Regions from separate parts of the Homo sapiens genome. Here all the other regions are linked to region 1. A link is a loop called in an ENCODE intact Hi-C map of the cell type or tissue named here. Cell type or tissue: heart right ventricle. All regions are shown on one strand. Each heading gives the region's core, and the rest is flanking DNA. Links, peaks and the distances in the headings are about the cores only.

The links. A loop is a pair of places that touch in the nucleus more often than their neighbours do. Peaks named below come from ENCODE experiments on the same cell type or tissue, not always from the same donor. Only the 100,000 strongest peaks of a DNase experiment are listed, where the experiment ranks them.
Region 2: a loop joins it to region 1, with 7 times the contacts of the local background. A loop is called at or near these places in 70 of 110 quality-filtered maps.
Region 3: it touches region 1 in a loop (12-fold over the local background); 96 of 110 quality-filtered maps call a loop at or near these places.
Region 4: it touches region 1 in a loop (2.2-fold over the local background); 43 of 110 quality-filtered maps call a loop at or near these places.

Annotation. Positions count from the first base shown.
Region 1 is chr11:44,033,520-44,041,493 of GRCh38, reverse strand. It overlaps a transcript of ACCSL not described here. Among named protein-coding and RNA genes, the nearest start is that of ACCSL, 10 kb to the left of the region's middle. In heart right ventricle, for the core only: a CTCF peak has its summit at 3,933 (motif pointing right); a DNase peak (open chromatin) is centred at 3,983; H3K27ac peaks cover 502 bases.
Region 2 is chr11:43,943,534-43,951,507 of GRCh38, reverse strand. C11orf96 (chromosome 11 open reading frame 96) reads right to left here. Exons shown (of 1, transcript NM_001145033.2): 1 at 7,630-7,974. It also overlaps a transcript of ACCSL not described here. Among named protein-coding and RNA genes, the nearest start is that of C11orf96, 4.9 kb to the right of the region's middle. RefSeq lists enhancers at 4,076-4,576, 6,586-7,414, 7,415-7,974. In heart right ventricle, for the core only: CTCF peaks have their summits at 4,292 and 6,577 (motif pointing right); a DNase peak (open chromatin) is centred at 6,567; H3K4me3 peaks cover 634 bases; H3K27ac peaks cover 2,547 bases.
Region 3 is chr11:43,886,048-43,894,021 of GRCh38, reverse strand. It overlaps ALKBH3 (alkB homolog 3, alpha-ketoglutarate dependent dioxygenase), which reads right to left. Exons shown (of 10, transcript NM_139178.4): 5 at 7,369-7,416; 6 at 4,194-4,297; 7 at 1,893-1,981. Among named protein-coding and RNA genes, the nearest start is that of ALKBH3, 9.2 kb to the right of the region's middle. In heart right ventricle, for the core only: a CTCF peak has its summit at 3,619; a DNase peak (open chromatin) is centred at 3,621.
Region 4 is chr11:43,983,838-43,991,811 of GRCh38, reverse strand. It overlaps a transcript of ACCSL not described here. Among named protein-coding and RNA genes, the nearest start is that of C11orf96, 45 kb to the right of the region's middle. In heart right ventricle, for the core only: CTCF peaks have their summits at 2,105 and 3,599 (motif pointing left); DNase peaks (open chromatin) are centred at 2,250, 2,380, 4,131, 4,524 and 1 weaker place; H3K4me3 peaks cover 613 bases; H3K27ac peaks cover 4,242 bases.

The DNA.
Region 1 (7,974 bases), core at 1,868-6,867:
ACTAGCATTTTCAACCTATCCTAGAGGTTCAAATATAAGGACCAAAAATGGAAAACCTCAACAAAAGGGTTTAGCAGGCAATTAGATATAGCTAAAAAGAAAATTAGTAATCTGGAAGAAAAGGCTGGTCACTTAGCTAAAAAGTGAGCCTAATGACTACCTAGCTGACCCATTCAAGTAGTTTCATTTTCACTTAACCCTAACAACTGCTGTGAGGTAAGAATTATCCCCAACTTTCAGATGACACGGTTAAGGACATAATTCATTACAGTCCATTGAATTTAGCAAGGTCCCCAGATATGACCTGAATGATTATGAATGACGTAAACTATTCATGGGGGACATAGAATTCTCTGAACCACAATATTACCAAAGACAGCTAAAACATTATTCAAGCACTGCCTCAAGTCAGGCTCTGGTCTAGGTTCCTTATGTATTTTATGTTATTTAATTCTCAAAACAGTCCTATTAGGAGGGTACCATCATTAGACTCACTTTACAGGTGAGAAAACAGAGGCTCAATGAATCACACAAGATGGTACGAGTAGGACGTGGAAAGGGGAGCTTCAAACCCAAGTTGGTCAACCTCAGGCCCCATTGCCCTTATAAACATTCCTCCTTAAGGCCTCTCCCTGGAAGGGCGCACATACTCTCAAAGCTTGGCATTCACTTTTGGGGATCCATGAGCCACCTAAGTCCATGAGGGACCCTACCTCACTGGAGGCCCAGGAGCCCTAGGCATCACCGGGTCCAAAGTACCTCTCTCACTCTACATCCCACAGCTCACATTACCCTGCCACCAGCACTTACCTCTGTATCTGTTTTCACTCTTCTTTTCTCTGGCCTAGAAACTGACTGAGCAAACCATCATTGACTGTCAGCACTCAGGGACCTGCTCTGCCGCCCTCCTCACTGAATGTGTTTACCACTGTGGCCTGCATGTTCTGCTTGTAGGCACAAGGTGACTTTAGAGGTAATAATAAGATCCACCTTTTCCCATCCAGGGTGATCTTCCCCAGGAATTCCCTATTACCTAAAGTGGGCTTTCTTTGCCCCATTACAGAGAAAAGGCTTTGCAACGCCCACCCAGGGAGAACCACTCATTGAAGCCACGGTTCTCAAACTTTGGAGGGTATTGGCATCACCTGGAGAACTAATCAAGTGCTACAGGACCAGGCTCTTTGAAGTAGGCTAGGCCTGGGCCTACGTACTTTATCAAGACCACCAGGTGATTCTAATACTTACAAACTACTGAGAACTACTAGAGCAAGGGACTCCCAATTAAAACACAAATGAGCTACTGACTTTTCCCCATATCTGAGGAGGTCATGATTTGAGAACAAGCTGAAGTGGGTTAACCCAGGGCAGAAAAGACAACTTGGCAAGAAAGATCAGGAAGGAGACCCAGGAGAGCTGGATCCCAATCTGCCCAGGCCCCCCTGCCTGTGTGGCCTTGGCAAACCCACCTAGCCTTTCTGGTTTTCAGTTTCTCCTTGTTAAAGATGGCAGTAATGAAACCTACCTCCCCGAGGGTGGTATGAGGACTAGACGGGAGCAGATATGCTAAAGTGATAGGGCAGGTGGAACCGCCCATGACTATGTGCTGTGGGCTTGCCAGGCTTGCCCTGGGCAGCTAGCTGCTGTGCTGCTTTCTCTAGGGGTCTACACAGAAGCAAGGCCAAGGCAGCCTGTAGCCCCAGAATACTCTGCCTTGTGCCTCTTTGCAAACTTTAATGAGAGCTTGTTTAACACACAGGTGCCTGGGCTCCACATCAGTAGGATTCCAATTCAGTAGGTGTATAACTGAACCCAGGAATGTGCATTTTATTTATTTTTTATTTCCATAGGTTTTTGGGAAACAGGCTGTGTTTGGTTACATGAGTAAGTTCTTTAATGATGATTTGTGAGACTTTGGTGCACCCATCACCCAAGCAGTATACACTGAACTCAATTTATAGTCTTTTATCTCTCACCCCCTTCCCATCCTTTCCCCCCGAGTCCCCAAAATCAATTGTGTCATTTTTATGCTTTTGCATCCTCATAGCTTAGCTCCCACTTATTAGTGAGAACATACAATGTTTGGTTTTCCATTCCTGAGTTACTTCACTTAGAATAACAGTCTCCAATCCCATTCAGGTTGCTGTGATTGCCATTAATTCATTCCTTTTTTATGGCTGAGTGGTAGGAATCTGCTTTTTAAAACAAGCATGACAGGTGATTCTGGAAGACTCTTGGAAAGACAGTGCCATAGTAGATTCCACACCTAAAGGAAGCATTAGCTGTGGGCAGGCACCTTACCCCAGAGGGCAGGACCTCACATATCCCCCATCCTGTCCTGCACTGGGAGCCCATCTCCTCTGTCATTTGTTTATTCATTCCCCATTCATTAAAAACAAAACTAAAAACAATCCACCGGGCACCTATTAGATACCAAGTATTGTCTTAGACCCTGGGAGCATCAAAATGAAGAAATAAATCCCCTGACTTGAAGGAGCCCCAGAATAAACTTTCCAATGGAAAAGTCTGATCCCCTATTTCCTGTGCTCAAGATCCTTTGACAGTTCCCCTTCACCTTACAGAGACTGCAAATTCAAATACCTTCAGGGACACAGTGGCGACACAAGTACAATGCTGACTTAAGGAAAAGGGAGAGGTTGGGGAGGACATAGGCTAATGGAAGCCTGCCTATTCCTCCAATAGGCATTCAAAATTTTTTAAAAAGTAAGGCCAGCCAAGCAAAGTCATTTTGCCCGTTGATTTCAGCCCTGTAGCCATCATTTGCAAGCTCTTCAGTGTGGCAAATAGAGCTTTGGAATAATCAGTCACATCTAGCTCCCTACTCTCATCCTTTGCATTCCTCTCCCCCTCACTCTACCCTCTAACTCTACCCTCTAACAACCCAAATCATTGAGCCTCCTTAACTCTCCCAGCACACCAGGATTTCTTGTTCCCCCGGGCCTTTGCACATGCTGCCTCTCCACTGGAAAGCCCTGTCAGAGGCTTGCCCACTCTGCGCATTCCTGCTTATACTTCAAGTCTAAGCTCTTTTATCACCTCCTCCAAGGAGCCTTCCTCCTTAACTCCTCAGGCAGATAAAGGGACCCATGCCTATGTTCCCACATACTTTGTTCATGCCCTCTGTATAAAACACAACAGGTAGGCAGTGCTTTAGAGTCTTGGCTCTAACATGAATCCAGCGTCTGGGCTACTCTGTCCTCAGATACCTGCTTGGCTCACTCCCTCATCTCCTTCAAGGCTTTGCTCAAAGCTCACCTTCTCCCAGAGTCCTGCTATGACCACCTATTTAATTCTACAACCCGCTCCTCATGCTCACCACACTGCAGTTCCCCCTCCTCCATCCCACCTTTCATTTTTATAGCACTTTTCCCCTTCAAGCATACTATATAATGTACTCATTTATTACATGCATCGTTTATTTTCAGTCCCCTTCTCTAGAAGGTAAACTCCATGAGGGCAGAGGTCTTCAATTGCTTTGTTTACTGATATTTCTCAAACGCAAAGAAGGGTGGTTGGCCCATGGAAGAGCTCAATAATGTCTGTGAATGAATAAATGAATGACCAAGTGGATGGATGGATGGATGGATGGATGGATGGATGGATGCATGGATGGATGAATACCATAATGCAATTTTCTAAGGTCTGGGCCCCCTTCTGGTCTGTACACTATTCACGTTCTACCATAGTTCCAAGGCACACAGGGAGTTTTTAGTTAATATTTGTTGAATATTCATTTCTAACTAATCTTTCAATGACTGAAGACAAGAATGAAGAAATCAATCAGTTGCAGGCACCTTGTGAATGTTGACAGTAGAGTGAAGATTTACCCAGTGGAAAAACTTCACCTTCCACAGCCTGGGAGCCTCTCTGCTGCGGGCACCCTGACTACAGCAGCTGTAACACGGATTTGCCAAGAGGGGTCGCTAAACCCTTATTTTCTTGCCTAGTGCAGAAAACTCAGGCCAGCCAGCACTGCAGACTCAGAGAAGCAGCGGGTGAGAGGAGTATAGAAGAGGCCAGACAAGGAGCAGCCAGTGCGCCATCCGCGCGTGCGTGACCTCAGAAAGGCTGGGAGCAGGCAATTGCATCTCTTTTCTGACCCACTGCAACCGCTGGTGGCTCTTGGGATCTCTTAGTATTTCTGTTTTACAGACAGGACTCAGGGCTCAGAGAGGTTGGGTACCTTGGTCACTGTCACAACCAGAATCTAGTGATAGGATTAGAATCCAGAATTGGCAAATACGACTGTTCCTGCTACCACCCCTTTGGCATCTCTGCTCCAAAAGCAAACAAATTCCAAGTACAACATCTGGCATGGCCTAATTTAGAAGGCCTGTAGGTTCCAAGGTTGGGGAAAGGTGGAGGTAGGCAGTGGGAGATGGGGAAAGGAGGAGAATTCCTCTTCCAGGGACACTGACCCAGCTGCCCTCAGCTCTCCCCATCCCTCCAGATTGCATAACCTTTTCTCCCTTGACTTCAGTTCTCTGGGCTTCTAAGTGGTCACTGGCCTCATACAAACTCACTTTGGAGACAGCAGCCTGGAAGGCACAGAGGTGCAGCCAGTGGGAAGAGACTGCAAAAGGTCCCCAACCCATCAAGGAAACTGTGGTCCAGAGAGAGGTAGAGGAACCTACCTGGCAAGACCCTGGCCCGTCCATGCCAGAACCTGGGAATCTTTTTTTTTTTTTTTTTTTGAGCTGGTGTCTTGCTCTGTCACCCAGGCTGGAGTGCAGTGGGGCGATCTTGACTCACTGCATCCTTTGCCCCCAGGGTTCAAGCGATGCTCCTGCCTCAGCCTCCCAAGTAGCTGGGATTACATGTGTGCACCACCACACATGGGTAATTTTTGTATTTTTTGTAGAGACAGGGTTTTGCCATGTTGGCCAGGCTGGTCTCAAACTCCTGGCCTCAAGTGATCCACCTACCTTGGCCTCCTAAAGTGCTGGGATTGCAGGTGTGCACCACAGCACCTGGCATAGAACCTGGGAATCTGTAATACTGGGCCCTGGGTTCCATATAACGGGCCTCCCAACAATTCAATGAGGAACGTGTCCTTGGCCCCATTTTATAGGTAACAAAACTGAGGCCCAGCGAGGTTCCTCAATCTTGTCCAAGTTCATGCTACTTGCTTGGGCCTGACTGCAGACCTGTCTGAATCCAGGCCCAGAGTATTCTCTTCACAGATTCCTGGGCCACAGTGACAGGACCCTAACAATTCCTTTAGGTCTGGCCTGGTCTCTAGGTTGTATGAGGTGACCTGGAATGGGGATCCTGGGGAGGAGGAAGGTCACCATGTCGGGGTCCTAATGGCTCTTGCCCACTTTCCTCCAGCGGGGGCCGAAGGCCAGTTACCCAGTTGGTTGCTACCTGGTTGCCCCCTGGGGAACAGTCTGGCTCAAACCACTTACATTGCAGGGACTGTTTTTCAAAGGGCACTGAAGTTCTCCCCTTCTCCAGAAAAGTTCCCTGACTGCTCCAGCCCCCTCGGAACTTCAACTATTCTTTTCTTTCTTTCTTTTTTTTTTTTTTTTTTTTTTTTACACAGAGTCTCACTCTATGGCTCAGGCTGGAGTGCAATGGCGTGATCTCGGCTCACTGCAACCTCTACCTTCCAGGTTCAAGCAATTCTCCTGCCTCAGCCACTTCAGTAGCTAGGACTACAGGCATGCAGCACCATGCCTGGCTAATTTTTGTATTTTTAGTAGAGACAAGGTTTCACCATGTTGGCCAGGCTAGTCTCAAACTCCTGGCCTCAAGTGATCCGCCTGCCTCGCCCTCCCAAAGCGCTGAGATTACAGGCCTGAGCCACCGTGCCCTGCCCCTTCAGCTATTCTTTATGGTTCTAATGCCTCCCAGATATTCTCTGGCCTTAGCACTCAGACCCAGACTGTGAAGATCTTGAAGAGAGGAACTAATGCTTTACTCTGCTTCTTTCTCCCTTAAGCCCATGGTGGCTGAGCATACCGTAGATGCCAAGTAGCTGCTTTTTGTTTACTTGTTTACTGTTTACATGGGAAAACAGATCCAAAAACCAGCTCTCTGCTTTCCAGGGAATTTTTAACCACAGTTGAAAATGACATCTGTGTCCTGTTGGACAACAGAGAGGAAGGAATTAGCATTATTCATTCACTCAACAAGTATTTATTGAGCAACTGACATGCTAGACACTGCTCTAGGTGCTGGGAAGAGAGACGGCAACGAGACAGACACAACCCTCTTGCAATTTACCTAAAGCAGGTGACAGAAAATGAGCAACATATATAAATAAGTATAATGTAATTGGGTAAGTGCTGTGAAGAAAACTCAAGTTGGGTAGGATATTGAGAGCAAGAGGGGGTGCTATTTAGGTAGGATAGTTGGGCAAAGACCCACAGGAAGCAAAGGAGGAACCTACATGGATCTCTGGGGGAAGGAAGAATGTTCCAGGCAGAGGGAATGCCAAGTGCAAAGGCCCTGGGATAAGAGAGTGTATTTGCTGTAGTTGAGGAATGGATCTGCAAGATTTCATAAACCTGGATAGCCACTTTAGCTTTTACTATGAGCATGATGGGAAGATAATACAGGTGCTCTAGAGCTACTGTGTGAGTTACTCATTGCCTTGTGGAGCTGGCTAGAGGCCCCTGAACCACTCAGGGTGCCTGGGACTCTGTGAGGTTCATTCCCTGACTTAAAATTCACTTGTTCTCATTGCTAGAATGAAGCACCTGATATGGTTTGGGTATGTCCCCACCCAAATCTCATCTTGAATTGTAGCTCCCACAATTTCCACACTTCATAGGAGGCACCTGGTAGGAGGTAATTGAATCATGGGGATGGGTCTTTCCCATGCTGTTCTCATGATAGTGAATAAGTCTCATGAGATCTGATGGTTTTATAAAGGGGAATTTCCCTGTACAAGCTCTCTCTCTCTCTCTCTTGCTTGCCACCATGTAAGACATATTTTTTGCCTTCCACCATGATTGTGAGGCCTCCTCGGCCATGTGGAACTGTGAGTCCATTAAAACTCTTTTTCTTTATAAATTACTCAGTTTCAGGTATGTCTTTATCAGCAGCATGAAAACAGACTAATAGAGCATCCTTGCTCCTCAAAAGCTAAGGTCTTCATCGGGGTTTCCTGGAGCCCCAGAGCAATATGCTCAGCCAGGGGCCATGTCAAAATCACTGGGAAGCTTTTTTCCAAAAACAAATGCCAAGTCCCACCTGTGCCTCGCTGACCCAGTCTCTGGGGTGAGCTATGGGCTACACACTGCTCATGAAGACCCACAGTCCCAGATGGGGTGTGGGTGGACCCCCACCCTAAATTGTATCTACATGTACATGTGGTGTTAGGGGGATGATAATGACCACAGCTTGCATTAGACGCCCCCAAAGATGGAGAATCATATTCCAGGCAAACCAAATGGGGCTGCCACTGAAATGGCTGCACAATGACAGCCCAAGCCCGGCTGGGCTTGACCCCTCTCCCTCCAGTTCCTTTCCTTCCCACCCACTGCCCCCACCCCCATCCCTTCTGCCAATGTCTTCTTTCTCGGGCTCCTGCATCTCATTACTTTGCTTAGATGTATTTTGATGGCAGTGTCTCCCTTCCTTCCAGCACTTAGGATGCCACCAGCATCCAATACCTCTTCAAATATGAATAAGCTGTTTTCCTTGCCAGAGCTGCGGCTCAGTGAAGTCAGTCTTTTCTGGGCCCTTTCTGTTTACTCTCCCCCCAAACAAGGTCTTCCTGCTTCAGCTGTCAAAGAGGATTTTGTTCCAGTGACCCATTTCTCCCCCTGCCCAGGACTTGGTATCCTGCTTGGGACACAAAGAAAAGGGTTTTGTTTCATTTTCCATTGACACTATCTACCACTGTCACCCACATTTCAAATCCGAGGGGCCCCCTTTAAGAACTCTGGTGCTGTGGGGGAGATCAAATGACCTCAGCCCTGGGCATGCTGGGGGTGAGGAGGCTGG
Region 2 (7,974 bases), core at 1,667-6,666, 90 kb after region 1:
CCAATAACCACATCCAAAGATGTCTTCTCCCCAGAGGTCTGGAGCCTGCTTTATTACTTTGTTTCCTGCTCTGGCCCAGCTGGCCCATTTTAATTCCCAGCTACCTTGGGGCTATTCTAAAACAATAGATTGGAGTGGGAAGATAACACCATTCATCTAGCCTGGCTCCAGGGCTGGAGCTTTCACTGGGCTCCTTGGGTGGCCTTGGAGAAAGGCTAAGCAACAACAGAACTCCCACTCTTTGGATTATAAAGGCAGGTGGCTTTTGCTTCTGTAAGGCCCCAGGTTTCTAGGTTCTCTCTATGACTTTCTATCTCTCCTGACTTTCTTGGAATAATTTGCTAAAAGCCACAAAGAGCAGCCAATGCATATTAATATTCTAGCTCTTTCCAACCACTTCTTAGTGCTATGGGCTTGGTTGACTCAGGATTGCTTTTCCACAATGTCATAAAAATGGTTTTTACCAGATGCTTTTCCCAGGGATAACAAGGGTCTTCAACTTTCCAAACTACAATATGTGTACCCTTCCTGCATGCAGGAAAATCTCTAAGTCAATGCCTTATGTTTTAGAGTTTTTGTCAAGACAGCACCACACTACCAGGATTGTACTAATTTCTGCTTATTTGTGGTAGGGAAAGGCTGCTAAAGACATCCAACAAGGATTCAGTGGCTCAGAGAATACAGAAGTGTGCACCCTCAGCTGTGATAGTCCAAGGTGATCACTCCTGACTCACAGGCTGTTCGGCTCCACAAGGTCATTCAGGGATCTGGGATCCTTCCATCTTGTTTCTCTGGCATCCCCTAGGCCATTGGGCTTGTGGGCTTGATCATCCCGCTGGGTTGTAGGCACATCCCTGTGCCCCCTTGTGGGAAGGAGAAAGAGAATACCGGTAGGGAGGGACTGGTACACCCACTATCTTAAGACCACACAAGAGAATCTGGGATGTATACATTGGCTGCATGCCCTGGAGGAAGGGAAAAATCAATGTTGGTGAAAAATTAGCACTCTACCACGGGACTGGGAGCTGAATGGCGAGATGGCCTTTATGAGTCAATATGCCTTTGGCATAGACAGACTGAAAGGATGAGAGTCTATGTGGGAGTCCCTCACCCACTTGCCCTTGTGAACCCAAAATATCTCTGAGACAAGTCTCAATCAATTTAGAAAGTTTCCTTTGCCAAGGTTAAGGACATGCCCGTGACACAGCCTTAGGAGGTTCTGACAACATGTGGCCAAGGTGGTCAGGGCACAGGTTGGTTTTATACATTTTAGGGAGATATGAGACATCAATCAATATGTGTAAGATGTACATTGGTTCCATCCAGAATGTGGAACAACTCGAAGGTGGGGGCTTCCGGGTCATAGGTAGATAAGAGACAAATGTTGCATTCTTTTGAGTCCTTGATCAGCCTTTCACTGAATACACAATGTAGTCTGGCTCAGTGAATCTGCATTTTTACATAAACAATAAGGCAGAGGAAAGAATCAGATATGCATTTGTCTCAGTTGAGCAGAGGAATGACTTTCAATGTAAACTATCAGCTCACATTGCCAATCAGCTCACATCAGCTCAATTCAACAGAATTGTTTTAGGGTAAAGATCTTGAGGCCCTTCCTCGAGGGCAAATTGTGAGGGAGGTAAGTATGTTTTGTTGTTGTTGTTGTTGTTGTTGTTGTTTGTTTGTTTTTTTTGAGATGGAGTCTTGCTTTGTCACCCAGGCTGGAGTGCAGTGGTGCGATCTTGGCTCACTGCAACCTCCACCTTCGGGGTTCAAGCAACTCTCCTGTCTCAGCCTCCCAAGTAGCTGGGATTACAGGCGTGTGCCACCATGCCCAGCTAATTTTTGTATTATTAGTAGAGATGGGGTTTCACCATGTTGGCCAGGCTGGTCTCGAACTCCTGACCTCAAGTGATCCACCTGCCTCAGCCTCCCAAAGTCCTGGGATTACAGGCGTGAGCCACCATGCCCGGCCAGTAAGTAACTTTTTAATCTTTGTAGCTATCTGATTTAGAAATAAAATAGAAGGCAGGTTTGCCTGACATAGTTCCCAGCTTGGCTTTCCCTTTGGCTTAGTGACTTTGGGGTCCCAAGATTTCTTTTCCTTTCATACCTTATAGGTACACAGAGGCCACTCTGTGCTTATTCCCCATGCAGAGATGCAGGCCCAGCAGACCGTTGTAACACAGATCTGTTTGGTAAAATTTGCTATCTCCCTGCAGTTCTTCCCAAAATGGTGCCCACCACCCTCCCCTGTGCCAAGAAGGCATGGAAGCACCAGGAAGCTGCTGGGAGTTGGAGGGGGGTGCCAGCCCAGGTTCTCCAGGAAGCAGACACCATGATGGGATGAAATGTGCGAGGATCTGAAAAGGAGTCATGCCTGTGTGCAGTCACACAGAAGGAGCTGGGAAGACTGGGAGGGCCTGCAGGCCACTATGCAAATCTGGCCCTGAGAGTGGTTGTCCATCAATCATGCTGCAGGCTCAAACAGCTTCAGCAGAGCCATTAGGGAATCTCTGAACCAAAGACCACAACAAAGAAATCTCATATCTCCCAAGCACAGTTCTGCCTCAGTATTCCAGCTATGCATATGTTTGCAGGGAGCAGCCCCTAGGGGGGTTCAGCCTCAGTCAAAGAAGGCAATAGATTCAAACCCAGAGCACCTGCTGGTCAGTTACACTCCCTGTAGCAGGAGAGCTGCCAAGCCCAGTCTCATGGCTGTGCCACAGGGGGTTACAGTGAGAAGTAACTCACACCTGTAATCTCATCACTTTGGGAGGCTGAGGTGGGAGGGTTGCTTGAGCCCAGGAGTTCAAGACCAGCCTGTGCCATATAGGGAGACCCCATCTCAACAAAAAATTTAAAAAATAGTCAAGTGTGGTGGTGCATGCCTCTAGTGCTGACTACTCAGGAAGCTGAAGTGGGAGGATCACTTGAGCCTGGGAAGCAGAGGTTGCAGTGAGCCAAGATTGCTCCACTGCGCTCCAGCCTGGGTGACAGAGGGAGATTCTGTCTCAAATAAATAAATAAATAAATAAAGGGTTGCAACCCAGCTCACCCCTGACTATCTGTGTAGCATTGGTCAAGAAAATTAACCCCTCTGAGCTTCAGTTTTCTCACCTGTAAAATGCCTGAGAAACTTTATCAGGATGAAAGTAGAGTGTTGATCGGAGGTGCTCACTGAATGGTGGCCTTTATCCCCTCTGCTATTTTTCCAGAGGCCAAAGGGCCTAAGGCCTACCCCAAATGTGCTTCAGGAGGGAGAGCTGAAGTCCATAGCTGACCTCAATTCCCTGGGCTCATGGGCAGCCCTTCCCTCTAGAGCCCTGCCACACAGTGGGCTGCAAAAGCCAAGATGGCTTTTAAATCAGCAAAAGGAACTCTCTGCTAAACATCTCCCCCAGGGCCAGAGAGAAATGTTTAGCTGGCTGTTGGCCAGAGCTGGGATGGCCACCTATTACCTCTGCCTGGTCTGGGCTCCAGCCTGTTTGAAAACTCATCACCCAGGCTAGGACTGCAGGCTGAAGCCCAGGCAGGGAGGGGAAGGACAGAGGTGACTCCTTGGACAGGCCTATAAATCCAGCCAGCTGGGCAGTCATCCACCCACCCAGCTCATGCCTGCTCCACAGCTCTTTCAGATGCCCGGGCTCCTGTCTTCTCTCTCCTCTGAGCCCCATTATCCAGGAACCCTTCTTCCTATTCTCCTTCCCTCCTTCCTACCCCTGTGGGTCTCTCTCTCTCCCTCTCTCTCTCTCTCTCTCTCTCTCTTTCACTGTCTCAGTGTCTCTCCATCTCCCAGGGGGGCCTTTATCCTTCTGTCTCTCAACATCCAACATCCTCTGGCTCCTGATCCTATTCCCCTGCATCTCTTTCTCTTTCCATTGCCTTCTCTCTGTCACTGAGTTTTCCTGTCTCCCTGAGGGACCTCCTTCCTCTCCACCTCTTTCTGACTCTTGCTCTCTCTTGCTCCTTCATTGTATGTCTTGCCCACTCTTCCCTCCTCTTCTAATATCTGGCCCAGCCCAGCCGGCCCCAGCCTGCCTCTCCTTGGAGCTGCGTGCCACCTTGGAATGCCTGTGAGCACAGGGAGGAGCTGAGCCCCCGCCGTTGCATAGGGGCCTGGTAGGACCTCTGATATGATTTGGATGTTTGTCCCCTCCAAATTTCATGTTGAAATGTGACCCCCAGTGTTGGAGGCGGGGCCTGGTCAGAAGCGTTTGGGTCATAAGGGTGGATCCGTCATGAATGGCTAGTGCCCTCCCCACGGCAATGTGTGAGTTCTCCCTCTGTTGGTTCACGGGAGAGCTGCTTGCTTAAAAGACTCTGGCCTCCCTCTTGCTCCCTCTCTGGCCATGTGACATGCCTGCTCCCCCTCCACCTTCCACCATGAGTGGAAGCTTCTCAAGGCCTCACCAGAAGAAGATGTTGGTGCCATGCTTGTATAGCCTGCAGAACTGTGAGCCAAATAATTCTCTTTCCTTTACAAATTACCTAGCTCAGATATTCCCTTATAGCAACACAGAACGGACTAACACAAGCTCCCTACCCTCCAGTCTGCCCTCCTTCCTCTGTGCAGGGCAGAGATGTTCAGAACCAGAGAGCAACCCCCATGTAGCCCATGGGCCATGGCTTTCCAGGACCAGCCTGATCCCTCTAATACTGCAGCATCCCAAACTCCCTCCCTCTGCCTCTCTGGGACACGGCTTCTATCAGGCTTCTCTCCACATCAACCCTTAGAACTACCCGTTTGTGGGAAAACTAAGAAACTGGGACAAATAAGACATCACTTTTATACTAAATAGTGGGGCATTCACTTAATTAAATATGGAGTATCTATTCAATAGAATTTATGAAAAGCTATGATGTGGATCGATGCATACTGATACTAAATGCAAATCCAATTAATTTAAAAAGCAGGTTGAAAAATAGCATGTAGAATACAAACTCATTTGGTAAAAGAAAATAAACATGCATATATAGGCATCACCTCCAAAATGTTAACTTATTTATCTCTGGGTGGTGGGAATATGACTGACTTGTTTTGTATTATAATAAACAAATATTTCTAGGGCAATAAAAAATTACAAGAATAACTTAAAAAACGAACCAGGGCCAGGCATGGTGGCTCACGCCTGTAATCCCAGCACTTTGGGAAGCCGTGGAGGGCAGGTCACTTGAGGTCAGGAGTTCAAGACCAGCCTGGCCAACATGGTGAAACTTATCTCTACTAAAAATATAAAAGTTAGCTGGGCATGGTGGCTACTACTCACAGGCATGCCTGTGATCTCAGCTACTCGGGAGGCTGAGGCAGGAGAATCGCTTGAACCTGGGAGGCAGAGGTTGCAGTGAACTGAGATCATGTCTCTGCACTCCAGCCTGGGTGACAGAGTGAGACTCCATCTCAAAACAAACAAACAAACAACAACAACAAAACAGAAGCAGGCAAGATAGGAATGGATTTTCCTCAGCACCTCTTTATTCATTTCAACCCAAACATTTCAGAAGCACCTACTCAGTGCTGGGCCTGCCCACAGCTGAGCAGGGAATATGGTCCCCTCAATAACCTCTGTTGTTGGCTGGGGTAACCCAAGGAGACCCTTCAGGTAGGGGCTGAAGGCAGCAGGAGGTTCTTTTTGTTTGTTTGTTGTTTCTGTTTTTTCAGACAGGGTCTCACTCTGTCACCCACACTGGAGTGCAGTGCCGCAATTACTGCTCACTGCAGCCTCCACCTCCCTGGGCTCAGGTGATCCTCTCCCCTCAGCCTCCTGAATAGCTGGGAACACAGGTGTGCACCACCACGTCCGGCTAATTTTTTTTTTTTTTTTTTGTAGAGATAGGATTTCACCATGTTGCCCAGGCTGGTCTCGAACTCCTGGGCTCAAGCGATCTGCCCACCTAGGCCTCCCAAAGTACTGGGATTACAGGCGTGAACCACTGCCCGGCTGAGAAGGAGGTTCTTCCGCGAGAGAAGGCTATGCAGAGGGGAGGATCTCAGGCCTGAAGGGTCTAGAAGCCCACTGGAAGGTCTTCCAGACACTTGGGACATCTAGCTCCTGAAGAGTAGAAAGAGGAGCTGCTGCCGAAGAGGTAAGACAGAGAGAGGGGCACAGGATGTGGAGTCCGCCCCTCTGTCCTCAGGGAGTTTCTTTGGAGAGAGAAGAGAATGAGGCTGGGCTCAGAGGAAGTTCCTCCCACTCCGTGGAGCTCAAACTAGTCCAGTGGTGGCAGCTGCCCTGGCTGGAATAAAGCATCGACCCACAGTGGCCTCACATCTCTGAGGCCTTTGCAGGTTAAGAGTCTCCTGCCATGATACCCCACCACAGTGGAACCCGTTGTTGGGCCAGCGTGTTCTCAGGGACTGGGACACGGGCCAAATACTACAGCCACCAAGGCCATAGCCTGTGCTCTCTCTGAGCCGAGGGAAGAACACCCTCTCCGGCCCTGTAGTTCCATTTTTGTTTCTTTGTTTCGTTTCCTCTGCTGTCTTCTCCAGAGCTCTGCGCTGCAGCTGAGAGACTGGGTATCTCCTAGAGATTCCTGACCCCCACGCACCAGCCCCACCACCAGAGGGCGCCCGAGCACAGAGACGCCGCAACCGGAGCAGGAGCCCTAAACCTGTCAGGGTGGGTCAGCCCTGGAGTAATCCTGGAGGGAGGGTCTGGGAGAGGGCCCCAGTGTGGGGACCTGCCCGGCTCAACCAAATGTAGTTTGTTACCTTGGTGGCCATCTGCAGCCAGGTGGCCCTGCCACACTGCTAAACCAGAGGATTTAGGAAGCAGACAGGGATTCGGGAAGTGGCTGAAGAGCACTGGAAAGACAAACTCCTGCGGTGCAAGAGTCCTGGACCAGGAGTGCGGAGAACTGGGGGCGCTCCTCTCCCTGTTACCCTAGGCTTGTTTTCTCATATGTAAACAAAGGCAGGGGCGGGGAGAAGGGAAGGACTCGATGGTACCCAGGTGCCCTTCAGGCTCTAACCAAAGACATGCCCCACCCTCCTGGAGGAACCCTGCGGAGCGCAGAGAACGGCTGGAGACATAGCGGCCGCGGTTTTCCCCGCAGCGCAGGAGCGCCAGGCACTGCGCTGGGTCAACTGCGGTCAGGGAGTCACCTGCCCGCGACAGCGAGCGCGCACCCACACTCTCGACCAACCCAGGCTGGCCTCCAGCCCACTCTCGGGTCCCAACGCCCAAACATCTCGCATTGCTGGCTCCGACATCTCCCCACCCGCCGCCAGGAATCAGCGCAGAGGGAGATGCGTCTTCTGTGGCGGGTGCGGGGCGAGGACCCTGACCCCAGCTCTGGGAAGTGAACTGTACGGAGGAGAGAGCTCTCCATCGTCAGCTCTGCCTCCGCCCCTCCTGCGGCTTCACTTCAGCCCGGATGCCGGCGATGGGGAATAGACCAGGGACGCAGGAGCACACTGGACCGGGGGTGGATCCACTTGGGGAGGCAGGCAACCGACCCGCGCACCGGTGGCGCAACCTCGTTCCGGTGACCGAAGCTTGTGGAGGTAGCTCCACTCCCGGCTCCCTGGTCCGACATCCCCCTGCCACCTCCTCCCCCACCTCCCCGAGTCTTGGGAGCCTGGACCCCGAAGGTGCAAAAAGTCAAGAGCCTGGAAAACTGCACTGTGCAAATATATTGACTTTATTTGTCTCCTTTCAGGAGCCTCACAGACATATCCAGGTAAAAAGATCGTTAAATAAATGCCTTCAGCCATCGCAATGCAAAAATAAATATCAATCCTCCAGACGCAGTAGCAGCCGCGCTGCGCCCAAAGTCCCAACGGCCACGCCTAACAATTATAAAAGTGTTCAGCGAGAGTGTTGGCGTGAGTGTGAATGGGTGTGCGCTGGGGGGCACGGTGGAGCGGTGTGCAAAATCGGAGTTGCAAACCATCGGACAAGGGCATGGAGTGGCTACCCGCCGCCGACTCAGCGCGGGCGCGCCTCCCCGCACACACTCACAGCAGAG
Region 3 (7,974 bases), core at 1,260-6,259, 150 kb after region 1:
AAAAATTCTGAGAGGTCGGGGTGTGGCCGATAATCACAACTATTAAAGGAAGCTGAGGCAGGAGGAGCACTTGAGCCCAGGTGTTCAACACCAGCCTGGGCAACATAACAAGACCCTATATCTAAATTTAAAATGAACATAAATAAAAATCTGAGAAAGGGTAGCTCTTTTTTGTTCAAGACAGTATATAAATGAACTAAATATATCACCAATAAAGGCAAAGTTATGAGCCAGCCAAATCTGAATTAAAGAATTCTAATTTGACCACATTATGTTGTCCAGGCTGGTTATGAACTCCTGGCCTCAAGCAATCCTTCCACCTTGACCTCCCAAAGTGTTGGGATTATAGACATGAGCCACCACACCTGGACTATTTTATTGTTACAGAAAAAAAGATTCTCTAGGTATATTTGTCTAAAATAACAAGATTGGAACCAAAACATGGGGTAGAATTATCAAGAATTTTAATATTCTTCCTGTTTATGTGCAGTTTCTAAATTTTCAATAAGCACATACTACCAACATTTAAAAAAAAGGATTGTCATAAATTATTTTGAAGAGTTGTCAAAATGTTCCCAAAATGTCGGACAATAAGAGGCTACTTTACTCAGCAGATCCTGTGTTTATTCCCACTGGTTCTTAACCAGGGGCAATTTTGCCCCCCCAGATGTTTAACAATGTCTTGAGTTGGTTTTGGTTGTCACAGCTGGGTGAGGGGTGCCACTGACATCTAACAGGTGGAGGTCATGCATACTGGTAAACATCCTACAATGCAAGGGATAGACCCACAAGAAAGAATTATCCAGCCCAAAATGGCAATACTACTGAGGTTGAGAAATCTTGTTTTAAAAGATTAACTAGAATGAATGAGAAAGAACTTCCCCACAGCCCATTTAATCCTCAAATTCTCTGCTATGACTACTGACAAGAAGATAAATTAACTCTGACAGAAACAAGGAAAGCAGGCTATGTTGGACTGGCCTAATTCTATTATCTCCACGTTTCAAAATCAACCTCAGATATAAAGGGTCTCGGCACTTCCCTGGCTCACATTCTAAATGCAGCCCTTGAAACCAAAGCATGCAGCTATCTCCTTACGTGAAAAGGCCATGTTCCCTCAGTCAATGTTTTCTCCCTGAAATTTTAGTAAAGTGGTAGCTTGCAATTACAAATTTCTAGAAGCTCTGAAATGTGTCACATTTCTGTGTATCCCAATGCCATAAGCAAAACTCCATTTTCTTCAAAGTCTCTTTCAATAAAACATAACATTATTTGCCAAAGGCAAGATTCCAGGAACTAAACAGGGAGCTATTTCTTGGACCTTAACTCTATCCCCTGGATGAGCTTAATTTATATACTAGAATATCTTCATCTACTTTCATGGAAATTTTTTAAAAGCAAAAGCAGCAGCAGAAACAAGCCAAAGCAAAATCAGACGGAAGTCTGAGAACTGCAGCCATAGAATAAATACAAAGTTAACAAGAAAAACATCAGATTTTTTTTCACAAATAGCAAAAGAGCCTGAGAAACAGAAAAAGGCATATTGACCTCACTCGTCAGTCATAAGGACTCAGCCCCACAGCAAATGCATACCAGGGTGTACACAGAAGGAATACAGCTAGAAAAGCTTGGGAAAGAGGGATATTAGGAGAAGAAATAGTTCATTTTCCTGAAATGCTAGACTCTGGTTCAGTTTACTCTAGTTCTAGTTTTTTCTCATCCTCTAGCACATGAAGGATGACAAGCACAAAGACTCAATGTTTCAACCCAGAGAGGTTTTTTGAACTAGGAACCAGCATGAATCTCTGCAAGGTAATTTGTTGTTATTTTATAGCACTCAACACATAGTATATAGTCTATAAAACCATACCAATGACAATATGTTGACATACGTGAGGATTTGGTTCCATAGTGATTCTTGAATAAGTGTAAGGAAGTTCTCCATACCATGCTGTAAGTCTTGGTTGCTGATAAGTTATATCTAAGAAAGAAAATACAGGCCTTTGAAATGGTTTAATGCTATTTAAGGTGTTACTACTGAGTGCCAACTTTGTGCCTTGCAATGTGCTATGAGAAATACAAAAGAAAAGTAAGAATGGGCTGTGACCCAAAGTTCCACCTTCACAGAAGATATGGGACTTTGCAAGTAGAATGGACAAGAGAAACCACTATGTTGGCAGACACCACATGGGCAAAGGCTCTGAGATGAGAATGTGGGTGACTTGCTTGTATTAGTGATGACATAAACAAGAGAGGGCAAAGAGTCACACTGGGGAACAGTGGGGCTCAGACTAGGGACGGTCTCAAAAAGCAGAATATGGAGACTGAACCCCTGTCTGCAGAAATTTGTGGCACCAACATCCATGTGAGAAACAAGACAAACTGCTCATTCATGTGTGCAATGTTGTGTAAACCTTTTTGATTCAAGGGAGGAAAAAGTGCCCTGACCAACTGTGGCATGCAGCTGATTTTCATCAGAAGGCTTTGATGTTCCAATTTAGAGAAGCAGTTATCCATAGATCTACTCTTTTTCCCATAACTGGTATCAGCCACAACAATAAGAACAATAATAATAATAATAATAGCAGCAGCTAATACTCACTGAAGGCTTACTATGTACCAGGCAATCTCATGCGTTATCTCATTGTATTAACACAACCACCTTATAAGAAAGACATTGTTATTAATTTAATTTTACTGATAAGAAAACCAGGGATCAGAGAGTTACTTAACTGTAATTTGCTTAAAATTAACAACTACTTTGAATGAAAGAGCCAACAATCAAAGCCATGTCTGTCACCAAAAGCCCTGCTGCAGAAACTGTGGGAGTTGAGAGAAGGCTGTCCTGAAGGCTGAGAGAAAGCTGACTCCTATTCTGATGCATGAGTAACAAAAATGAAGCCAGTACAGTTGGTCTTTCATATCTGTGGGTTCCACATCCACCATGGATCAAAAATACTCAAACCATGGATCAAAAATACTCAAAAAATATATAAAAATTACAAATAACAATACCACAATAAAAAACAGTATAACAACTATTTACATAGCACTTACATCGTATTAGGTATTATAAGTGATCTAGAGATGATTTAAAGGATACTAGAGGATGTGCATAGGTTATATGCACATACTATGATAGTTATTTTATTTTTTTTTGAGACGGAGTCTCACTCTATTACCAGGCTGGAGTGCAGTGGCGCGATCTCGGCTCACTGCAACCTCTGCCTCCCGGATTCAAGCAATTCTCCTGCCTCAGCCTCCCGAGTAGCTGGGACTACAGGTGCGCACCACCATGCCTGGCTAATTTTTGTATTGTTAGTAGAGATGGGGTTTCATCATGTTAGCCAGGATGGTCTCGATCTCCTGACCTCATGATCCACCTGCCTCGGCCTCCCAAAGTGCTGGGATTACAGGCGTAAGCCACCACGCCCAGCCACTATGATAGTTTTTATGAAAGGATTTGAGCATACATGAATTTCAGTATCCACAGGGAACAATCCCCTGTGGATACTGAGGGACAACTATATATACTTTGCCTCTTTACAGAAAATTTAAATTCACTCAATGTGCCAGAAAAAAATTCGATGCTAGAGTACAGACGCCCCCAAGTGACCGCCTGTGGTATAACAGGCACTGTTGGCTTGTGGATGCCCGCAGAGATTCAGGTTCCAACTCAGGTAACAAACTGCCGTGTCACTTTTACAAGCTCAGGAGAGTACAGATGCTGAAGCTAGAGGAGACTGGACTCTTCTGGCAAAAGTTAAAGAAGAATACAAAGTCAGCAAGGAGTGTGAAAGAATGTATGCAAAATAGGATAAGAAAAAAAGAAAGCTCTGTAATTTTCTATGAAGAAAGGAAAAAGTTGGCACCATTTGAAGCAAGTCAGTGAACAAACACAAAAGGAGATAAGTATGTCAGCCATAGTTCAGCCAACCAAATTTCCTTTGGTTCCTTGAACTCTCACCTCTATCCTCCTGCCATGTTCTCTCTGATCTCTGGGCCTTCCACCTGCTGTTTCTCCTGCCTGGAATACTCTTCCCTGTCCTTTTTGGCTAATTCTACTTTCTTAGGATCTCAGGTTTTGAATTTCTGTTTAAGACTAGCTTTGGTGAGCAGAAGTGATGGTACTAGGAAACATTCCAGAGAGGGAGAACACGCAGCACCAACTGTGACCTCTGGGATCTACTTACCCTCTCTGATGCCAGTCCTCTGTTTCCAGGGAACATCTTGACAAAGCTGTTCCAATATCCAGTCAGCTTCTTTCACGTCAACAAAGCCAGGATACAAACAGACCCTGGGTGCAGAATGAACATTGTTAACCAAAAAACATGGAAAAGATAAGTTAGACTCTAAATGTTAGTGGAAACAGTTAATCTGGATGCAGCCTCTAATGGGTACATGAAATCATCTTACCACAGCTCCCACAGCAAGCAGAGCCTAACATCACCCAGGTCATGAGGCTCCAGATATAAAATAAACTCCTTTCATGTTGGGACAAATAAAAGAGGCAATGAAGGATAAAGGGATGATAGGTGAGGGCTTTTATAGATCATAATTCAAACAGTATTTCAGTACTGCTTAGCTGTGAAACCCTGGGCAAGTTACTGAACCTCTCTGAACTTTGGTTTTCTCATCTGTAACCTGAGATGACATCAACCTCATAGATTCACTGTGAAGAGTAAATAGAATAATAAGTCCAGGCACAGTGGCTCAAGCCTGTAATCCCAGCACTTTGGGAGGCTCAAGCGGGTGGATCACCTGAGGTCAGGAGTTCGAGACCAGCCTGACCAACATGGTGAAACCCCGTCTACCAAAAATACAAAATCAGCTGGGCGTGGTGGCGCATGCCTGTAGTTCCAACTACTTGGGAGGCTAAGGCAGGAGAATCGCTTGAACCCGGGGGTGGAGGTTGCAGTGAGCTGAGATGACACCATTGCACTCTAGCCTGGGCTACAACAGCAAAACTCCATCTCGAAAAAAGAAAAAAAAAAGAATAACTAATAAAATGCCTGGCCCTGTTTTATTTAAACAATTGGTAGTCTTCTGAGACTATGCTAATTCTAGGAAAAGCTACAGCTCATTATGACTGTATCAAAATAAACACAGCTAATGAGGGTTCTTTCTCCCACTGAATATGTGTTTATTTCAACAATGCCAACGCAGCTCAAAATAATTTTGGATATCTTTCTTAAGATACCTTCTGAAAGCCCACGGAAGATTCTCTTAAACTGCCTTGGTAGCAAATCTTCACTCTTTGAAGGTGCATCTGATTTTGTGAAAGAGCCAAAGCTTACCTGAAGCCGTATCTAGTTAACAATGAGATATGACCAAAACAATAAAACTGGTTTTCTTGAGTGACTTGCTTTAAAATAACAGTTCCAAAAAAGGTTATAACCATGGCAGAGCCATTGTTCCAGCAGAAGCTCCTCTGAAGAAATTCATCTAGATGTGTAAGTTCTATTTGTTTTAAATGTCTCATTATTTTATAGTGACAATTAGTATACTCATGCATTAAGGCGATGTTAATGTTTCAATGTTTTTAAATGTTTTTAAAACAATGACTAATGCCTAATATACCCTAAATAGTATATGCTTTAACTACTGAAATCTATCCTAGGCCACGTATGGTGGCTTACGCCTGTAATCCCAGCACTTTGGGAGGCCAAGGCGGGCAGATCACTTGAGCCCAGGAGTTCAAGGCCAGCCTGGGCAACATGGCGAAACCCCATCACTAACAAACAAACAAACAAAAATACAAAATTAGCCAGGTGTGGTGGCGCACACCTGTAATCCCAGCTACTCGGAGGCTGAAGTGGGAGGGTGGCTTGAGCCCAGGAGGCAGAAGTTGCAATGAGCTGAGATCGTGCCACTGCACCCCAGCCTAGGTGACAGAGCCAGACCCTGTCTCAAAAACAGAAAGACTGCCAGGCGCAGTGGCTCATGCCTGTAATCCCAGCACTTTGGGAGGCCAAGGCAGGTGGATCACGAGGTCAAGAGATCGAGACCATGCTGAATAACACGGTGAAACCTCGTCTCTACTAAAAATACAAAAAAAAAAAAAAATTAGCTGGGCATGGTGGCACGTGCCTGTAGTCCCAGCTACTCGGGAGGCTGAGGCAGAAGAATGGCGTGAACCCTGGAGGCGGAGCTTGCAGTGAGTGGAGATCACGCCACTGCACTCCAGCTTGAGTGACAGAGTGAGACTCTGTCTCAAAACACAAAACAAAAAAAAACAAAAAAAGAAATTTACCCTAGTGTAGCAATTTGTAACATTATACACAATAATCTACAATATGTAATATACATGAAGTATAATAATATAATGTAGCACTCACAGCACAGAAGTCCAGGCTAGGCGCAATTCTAATGTCAAGTTATTATGTGGCACTAAGAAAAAATATTCAGGCCAGACGTGGTGGCTCACACCTGTAATCCCAGCACTTTGAGAGGCTAAGGTGGGGCAGGTGGATCACCTGAGGTCAGGAGTTCGAGACCAGCCTGACCAACATGATGAAACCCCATCTCTATTAAAAATACGAAAAAAGTAGCCAGGCTTGGTGGCACATGCCTGTAATCCCAGCTACTTGGGAGGCTGAGGCAGGAGAATCTCTTGAACCCAGGAGGTAGAGGTTACAGTGAGCCAAGATAGCACCATTGCACTCCAGCCTGGGCAACAAAAGCAAAACTCTGTCTCAAAAAGAAAAAAATATTCAATCTTCCTAGGTCTCATTTCCTCATCTAAAAAACTTGGGAAATAGCAGCTACTATATCTGACAGAAAGGTTAGGAACTATACCTGAAAATATTTTGATGCTAGAAATACTAATAAAAAGGAGATATTATCAAATTTTTGCTCCCCAAGAATTTAAGGGGCAGAAGTTACCTATTTGAAATAAGGGAGTAGACTTTTTTAAACTTTAAGTTTGGGGTACATATGCAGGTTTGTTATATAGGTACGCTTTTGTCATAGGGGTTTGTTATACAGATTATTTCATCACCCAGGTGTTAAGTCTAGTGCCCATTAGTTATTTTTCCTGTTCCTCTCCCTCCTCCCACCCTCCACCCACCGACAAGCCCCAGTGTCTATTGTTCCCTTCTGTGTGTCCCTGTGTTCTCATCATTCGGCTCCCACTTACAAGTGAGAACATGCAGTATTTGGTTTTCTGTTCCCACGTTAGTTTGCTGATGATAAAGATCTCTAGTTCCATCCATGTTCCCGCAAAGGACATGCTTTCATTCCTTTTAATGGCTGCATAGTATTCCATAATGTATATGTACTACATTTTCTTTCTCTAGGGGAGTAAACTATTTTAAGAGACTATAACTCAGTGATAATTACGGTCACTTCTTGTGAGGATTTGCTTACCTAGATACACCTGTGGGTGACAGGCTGATTTCATACACACCCTCTCTGCTAAAGAAACAAAGGAAACAGACTTGTTAGTTTGAGGCAAAACAATATGCTATACCCAGTGGAAGAGTTATCCTTCTGAACTGCCAAAGTCCTGGCTCACCAAAGTCATTTAGTTATGAGAGAGGCATAATCCCCACCTTCTTCTACCACTGAGAAGATCATGGTATATCATTAATGGCACTGGAATGGAACTGTGACAGTATCAGGCCATGGAGACAAAAACTGGGATAAAATCAATTCTGATTCTACTCCTTTATATTTTACCCATAATTGAGGCAGATATGGTCCAGGAATCTATTGCACAAAGAGGTTTCAAATAGAGCACTCCTCTGGAGAATGTGGAATAGGGGATACATTTAACAGGCAGCAAGCACATCTCAGGGCTCTGGGCTTCTGTTGCTTTCAGAGATACACATCTGATGAGGTTCCTCTTCTGATTAAAATCCTTCAATGGCACCCCAAAACTGCATTCAAGGTCCTCATAATGTAGCTCTATCTTCTGACAGCTCCCATAAACTCATCATCCTCCAGCAGCAATCAACTGCTTGGAATCTCCTG
Region 4 (7,974 bases), core at 1,402-6,401, 49 kb after region 1:
TTTTTGTTTTTGTTTCTTTGAGACAGAGTCTTGTCTTTCACCCAGGCCAAAGTGCAGTGGTGCAATCTCAGCTTACTGCAGCCTTTGCCTCCTGGGTTCAAGAAATTCTCCTGCCTCAGCCTCCCGAGTAGCTGGGACTACAGGCACCAACCACCAGGCCCGGCTAATTTTTGTATTTTTAGCAGAGATGGGGTTTCGCCATGTTGGCCAGGGTGGTCTTGAACTCCTGACCTCAGGTGATCCGCCCACCTCAGCCTCCCAAAGTGCTGGGATTACAGGTGTGAGCCACCACACCCTGCCAGGGGGGTGTATATTGGATCCAGATCTTGGACAGCTTGAATGCCACACCTGAGCCCAGCATGAACCATGGAAACTTAGGAATTGAATGACACCATCCTCACTGTTCTCATTCTAGAGCTACCACCTGGGAAATATTTCATACACTTTGTGTGTGCAGCTGTGTGCCCATGAGGCAGGTTTCTGTGATCTCATTTTGCAGATGACAAAATGGAGGCTGCAAGAGATTAGGAAGTTGTCCAAGTCCACCCAGTAGCAGGAATGGCATTTAAATCCACTGGAATACAAGCTTCAGACTTTGCATAGGGCACTGCCATATCCCAGTGCTCAGAACAGGGCCTGGCATGTAGTAAGCCCTCAATAAATATTTGTTGAGTGAATGAATGAATCTCTCTGACTCCAAAACCCTGTGACACTAATCAGACTTTTTTTTTTTTCTTTTTTGAGACACAGTCTCACTCTGTTGCCCAGGCTAGAGTGCAGTGGCATGATCTGGGCTCACTGTAGCCTCTGCTACCCGGGTTCAAGTGATTCTCCTGCCTCAGCCTCCCAAGTAGCTGGGATTACAGGCACCTGTCACCATACCTGGATAATTTTTGCATTTTTAGTAGAGGCAGGATTTTACTCTGCTGGCCAGGCTGGTCTTGAACTCTTGACCTCAAGTGATCCACCCACCTCGGCCTCCCAAAGTGCTGTGATTACGGTGTGAGCCACGGCACACCCCTGGCTTTAGTGGGGTGGAAGAAAGAGATGGCGAAACCAGTGAGAAGCATTCTGCAGTGCACCAGGAGCGGCTAAAGGAGGACAGAAATCTAGGAGGCAGAAGCAATCCCAAAGAATTGGAGTGGGTGGAATGTGTTGACCAATTTGATAACAAGACCTAGCATTAATTGAGCAGTTGCTATGTGCCAGAGCTATGGTCTAAATGCATCTCCCCAAATTCATATGTTGAAACTTAATCACCAATGTGATAGTATTAAGAGGAGGGGCTTTTAGGGGGTATTAAGGCATGAGGGTTCCACTTCATGAATGGGATTAGAGCCCTCAGAAGGGGCTGAAGAGATGAGAATTCTTCCCTTCTACCTCGCGAGGAAACGGTAAGAAGGCACCATCTATGACCCACAGAAAACAGGCCCTTACCAGACACTAAATCTGTTTGTATCTTGATGTTGGACTTCCCAGCCTCCAGAACAATGAGACATAAATTACTATGATTTATAAATTACCCAGTCTAAGGTATTTTGTTGCAGCAGCAGAACGGACTAAGATAGCCAGGCAACGTCCTAAGCACTCTGTCAGTGTTAACTATTATCTCTTCCCCACAAACCAATGAAGTAGGTAGGTGCTCTCCTGATCTCCACTTCACAGGCAAGTAAATTAAGGCACAGAGAGGTGAGAGGTTACAGATCTGGTAAGTGATAGAGGTGGGACTCAAAGCCAGGCATGCTGGGGTCAGGGCTCTGGGAAGGGAGGAGTAAGGGAGAGGGAGGAATCATGGGTGGCTGCTAAGTTTCTGGCATGGCGACTGACAGCATGTGGGGCCACCACTTCCTCTGCTGACCTGGAACTCAGACAAGGCAGGCCACAAGCCAGGGGCTGCCTGACCTCTTGGCGGGGCCGCCAGCGTTCTGGGTGGCCCTTTCTCTCTGCAGGACCCTGAGGAGGCTCTGGAGGAAGCTGTGTGGAGAGTGTGGAAGACTCCACCCCCAACCCCTGCAGTAAGCTGGAGATGCTGGCAGCCACCAACAGCAAGGCTCTGCAGCAAAGGGACCTGGATGTGGTGGGACAGCTCACTGGCTCCTCCATAGTGCAGAGAAGTGGAAAGTCCTCTGCCCCAAATCCCCTGTGAAAGCCTGATCTCCACCCCTGCTGGGTGGGGGCCATGGTGCCTGGGCTGGGAACCAGGATATGGGGATTTATGGGGTCCAGACCACGAGGAAGGGAAGGGCTGGGAGTGAGGGGCAGAGGAAGGCCAAGGTCAGGCCCTCTGAGCCTGTCCTGTAAGCAGAGACCTGCAGTAACCACATGGCCCCAGGCAGGAAAGGAAACAGGAGGCTTCTCAAAATAGACCAGGAGCGTGCAGCTCTGTTGCATTTCCCAGCTCCCACCATCTGGCCAAGCCTAGGCAGGAAGGCAGGCGGGGGAGGGGAGATCCGTGGAGGGCTCCGACTGTCTGCAACCCACCTCTCACCCAGACCTTCCCCTGTTCCTCTTCTGTTGACTCTGTGGCATCATTGCCAGGCCAGATCGTCATCATCTCACAGGTGAGAAAACTGAGGCTCAGAGAGGTAAAGTGACTGGTCCAAGGCCACACAGCTGATGAGCGGCAGAGCTGAACCCAGCGCTGAGCCTCCCCACACAGCAGCTTGAGGCCTGGCCACAAAGTCTGCAGCCTGCACATGCCCTAAACGCCACTGTTAGTCCCCTGCCTTTTGGCTGAATCTGACCTTAGACCAGCTCCCCGTGAAGAAAACCGAGTTTGTGATTCACCAGTTAGAACCCAGGGAGGACCAATCTTTCGCACTGTCACACCTGCCTTTTGGCTGCGGGTGAGGACCACAGCAGTAGGAAGTTTGGGGAGAAGGGTGTGGTGGCATGTACCTATAGTCCCAGCTACTCTAGAGGCCGAGGAGAGAGGATTGCTTGAGCCCAGGAGCTCAAGTCCAGCCCAGACCCTGTCTCCAAAAAAAAAAAAAAAAAAAAAAAAAGAAGAGAGAATCAGCAGACAGAAATGGTCTCCTAGGATTAGAGGAATTTAAGAGCAATCATCCTGTTTTGCAGCCTCTTGCCCTGCAGCCTGTTTCTTCCTAAACCCTGTGTGGAACCGAGTGGCCTGCTTGCTTAAGTAGGTGACAGACCCTGACAGACCCCAGCAGCTTAGTGATAAGCCTGAGTGAACTTTCCTTATTACCACGCTAAAGTCTCTGCCCTGGGAGAAGCTGTAGCTTTATTATTCTAACATTCGGCCTGTGTGCTGGCAAAATGACTCACTGCATCTACGCCACCGAGACCCCCTTCTACATGCGATGATGCAACCTCTCCCCTCTCCATGGCTCCGTAACACCCTCCTGTCACCTTCCCTCTAGAAGACACTGTTTTGGAGAATATTCCCAGGGAGCTCCTTACTTGCGCCAAGTAATAAAACGCCTATTGATCAAAACCTGAGTTCTGATGAAGAGTTATTTGTTACTCACCAGGCAAACGAACCCCCGTGTTTTGGAGGTAACACGAAGGGTAAGGGAGAGTGGTGTGGGCACTCCAGGCAGGCCCTGCCAGGGTTCCCCCTAGCGGGGGAACAGAGATCCCTAACAGCTAACAGGGAGTGAGTTGTTCACACCCTAGTATGAATTAGTTTTGTAAACTACTGTCCCTAAAAGCAGAGAGGAGACTTTCCAGTGAGAGGATCAAGTTCACAGAAGAAAGGGTCCACCTCATGGTGGAGCTGAGGCTAGGGCATCAGGGACATTCATCCTTCCTGTGGGGGTGGGAAAAAGCAGCTCTAACCCCTGGGACTGAAACCATTTTCCATGCAGATTCTTTCAGGGTCTGTCAGTTCTTGGCCCAGGAAAATTCCCTGCGGGGGGGTGGGGGAAGAAGCATTGTCTGAAATGCCCGAAAGGAAAAATCTTCTCTGCCTGCCAAACGCACATTATTGTTCCCACCACATCCCAGCCACAGACCAACTTCTGTCGGGATTCCACCCTGCCTTGGCCTTGACCCCCCCGAGCGCTGGATTATACTGGGAAGAGATTCGGGCTGTGTTGGGAAGTCGGCCAGGTCTCCGGCTCTGTGATGCCTCCTCCTCCTTTCACCGGGTAGAAACAGTCACTGGACCTGGCCTGGATGACCGCTGTGGCTCAGAGGGAGGCAGAGCCAGCCAGGGAGTGGGGGAGGTGCTGTGGGGGAGGCTTGGGGGACTGGTGACCCAGATTCCACTTCCTGTCCTGCTTCCCTCCATTCCCAGACAGCAGCTGCAGCTGGACACTGACCACAGGCCAAAGGATACCTAGCGCCAACTTCTTGCTAGAAGCAGCGACTGGGGCTTCCCTAGGCTCTGAGTCAGCCACCCTGCAGCCCCGTCCCCCGCCACACCTTCCCACCTGGGCCACGGAAGCTGCCGTTTCTGAAAGGAGGAGTCTGGAAATTCCTCCATCTGGTCCAGACACTCCCACTTTCCAAAGGAACAAACGGAGGCCCAGAAGGAGGCAGAGACCTGTCCAAAGCTACCAGAGTGGGTTGGTGGCAGGGGCCACCACCTGGACCCAGGTCTTCTAACTTCAGGTTCTCAGAAGATTCCGTAGGTATCTGTTGAATAAATGGATGGATGGAAGGATGGACAAAGGGATGGAAATCCTGATGGGCGTGTCCCTACAACAGTGACAGGGGAGTCAAGGATCCATTGCTTGTTCTTCTTGAAGAAGACTCGGGGGTGGGGGGCAGGTCACTGGGGAGAGCAGCCAGGGTCCCAGGCCCCGCTGTGCCACACCATGCCAGTACTTGGAGTGGGGGAATTGCTAGAACTTACTTTCCAGAGTCCTGGAATCACACTGTCTCTGGCTCTTTCTAAGGAGCTCTTGCTTTCACCTCTTCTGGGATGGAGGTGGTGAGGGAGCACTCACCATCATCTCATTAACAAAAGTTTATTGGGGTGTCTCATACACTGAATCTAGAATTTGCACCGCAAACCCTGTAGACAAGCTCCCTGCACTTATGGGGGAGACAAACAGCCAATGAGCAAATAAAGGATTATCCCAGTTGACAAACTCATGTGATGCAGGCAAACGTTGAGATGCCTTTGGTGGAGAGAAGGGCTGGGTCTTCATTGTCTCTCTGAGAAAGTGACATTTAGGCTGATCCCAGAAAATAAGAAGGAAACCAGCCCAGTAAAGTTCCAGGGAAACAGTTTTTCCAGGCAGAGGAGACAGCAGGTGCAAGAGCCCTGGAGTGAGCAAGAGCTCAGCATTGTCATCAAAGAATGGCCACAGTGGGTGGCTGGAGCACCCTGAGGGGGCAGAGGGAGGCCCCGGGAGAGGTCTGTGAGGCTGGCCAGGGCCAGGTAACCCAGGGCTTCGTGACCAGCATGTAAAGCCCGGGTCTTACTCTGAGATCTGTGCCAAGCCAGAGAAGGGTTGTAAGCAAGAGGGTTGCTGGAATCCAGTTTTATGTTTGAAGATCATATTTTCCTTTAAAAAGAGTGGGTGGGGGGTGGGGGTGGGGTGGGAGAAAAAGACAGCAGGGAGACAGGTTAGGAAGCGCTGGCAATGGTCATGATGAGAGATGATGTCACCTGAAGGGTGGCAGTGTTGGTGAAAGAAGCGTACCCTTTATAGAGAGCTTTTAGGTGGTGGAAATGATGGGGCTTGCTGAAGGAATTGATGGCTGTGAGAGAAGGGGAAGAGGAATGGCACCCACGTCTCTGGCTCTCCGATACCCATAAATGCCATTTAATAAGACTGGGGAGGGTGACATGGAATGCTCGGCTTTGGATGAGTTCAGTTGGAGATGCCTTTATTTTTATTTATTTGTTTGTTTGTTTATTATATATATTTTTTGAGACAGAGTCTCACGCTGTCGCCCAGGCTGGAGTTCAGTGGGATTACAGGCATACTCCCCACCATGCCCAGCTAATTTTTGTATTTTTATAGAGATGAGTTTTCGTCATGTTGGCCAGGCTGGTCTCGAACTCTTGACCTCAGGTGATCCGCCGGCCCAAAGTACAGGCGTGAGCCACTGCGCCCAGCCTGAGATGTCTTTAGACATCCAAGGGGAAATGTTAAGAAGGCGGTTGGATATTAATAATGGTGACAATGATCATGATAATCATCTACTATTTGTATTTCTCTTTTCCTGTTTGCCATGTACCCTCTCACCAGACCGTGCCCCTCAAGGGCAGAGACTGAGCCGGATTTTGCTCATAACCCCATTCTCAGCATTTAGCCCAGTGCTGTCCTGGGGCCTGGTGGGCAGGGCAGAGGGGAGAAGACATGATAATTATTTGTCAGATAAACAACTGAATGGGCAGAAGCCACTGTGCAGACTGAGAAGGAAGAACAGCTCCTCCTACCACAGCAACAGATCCTGCCTAAGAAAATGGTCCAGGCTGGGTTTCTGGGAACGTCAGCCCATGGCCTCGGCTCTCCCATCTCTCTCTTTGGTCTCCTCTCCCTGTCTGCCTGCCAGCTTCCTGCCAGGAAACACAGCCCCCAGGTATTAATCATTAACTAACATCACCTCTCACACTGGAGGTACACTTCCCTTCTCAAAACACTTTGCCTTCCATTATCTTGAATGGTCCTTGAAACCACACTGGGAGGGGGGCGGAGGCAGCGTCCAATGCTCAGGACAGGAAAAGAGGCTCTGAGAAAGGGAGAAAGCACTCCAGGTACTGGTGCAGCCAGGAGGGAACCTGGGTCTCCTGCCACCCTGCCTCTCGTGGATTTGCTAAGTGCCCCTTTTAGCCCTGCAGTTCTCCGAGTTTCCCTCCAACTCGAAGGTCCCTGGGATCCAGCTCTGAACTCTACCCAGGAGGATCTAAAGGCTGTGATATGAAGGTCCCCTTCCCCAGCCCTCCCTGGCATACTGCCCCTGCCCAGGGCCACTCCTCTGGTGGCCTCGAAGAGCCCCTGGCCATTTCCCAGCAGCCTCTGCTCCGTCCAGCAGACACATGCCACCTGCTCTCCGCATCTAGACCCTTAGAACAATTTCCCCTCTGCTGGGCAAGGCTGTGACAGGAAAGGGACAGGACCTGACCCCTGTTTGGGAAACCAATTGTGCAACATTGTCCTACGAGGGGAAGCATGTGGCCAACGGGAAAGGCAGCCTGAAGAAGCCAGGGCTTTCTTTGAAATGAACATCTTGGCAAGATCCACAGAGAAATGTCCTTTCGGACGCCACAAACTCTGGGTCACTGCTAATTTATTCTGAGCCTGGTTGCAGTGTCTGGTCCCAGCATTCCTGGATTCAGAGCCCGGCTAGGTCATTGTCAAGCATATGTGGAGTTGCAGGGCAGAGGATAACCTGCACTCCCATCTTCTGTTTGTACCCAGAGGAGGTGTGATCCCATAGTCCATTCATCTGGGTCTCCTCTCCCTAGGCCAGCAAATAACACATTCTCAGCAGCAGGTAAAAGTTATTTTGAAACAAGTCTAAGTAAAGCAGATAATGGGACAGAAAGGTGAGGGAGAGATTTTAATGGTATAGCTACACAAAGCATTTTTTTTTCTTACAACCTAAGGTGATTCTGAAGATAATGAAATCATTGCATCATTATTTGGAATGAGTGCACAATAATGGCCACGTGTAGTGGACACCTACCACATGCCAGAGACAAGGCTGGGAATTTTATATACATTATGTCTCATCTCACAGCGTCTTTGCAAGGCAGTTTTTTTTTTCTTTTATATGGAGTCTCGCTCTGTCACCCAGGCTGGAGTGAAGTGGCACGATCTTGGCTCACTGCAACCTCTGCCTCCCAGGTTCAAGTGATTCTCCTGCCTCAGCCGCCCAAGTACCTGGGACTTACAGGTGTGCACCACCATGCCTGGCTAATTTTTGTATTTTCAGTAGAGAGGGGGTTTCACCATGTTGGCCAGGCTAGTCTTGAACTCCTGACCTCAAGTGATCTGCCTGCCTCAGCCTCCCAAAGTCCTGAGATTATAGGTGTGAGCCACAGCGCCC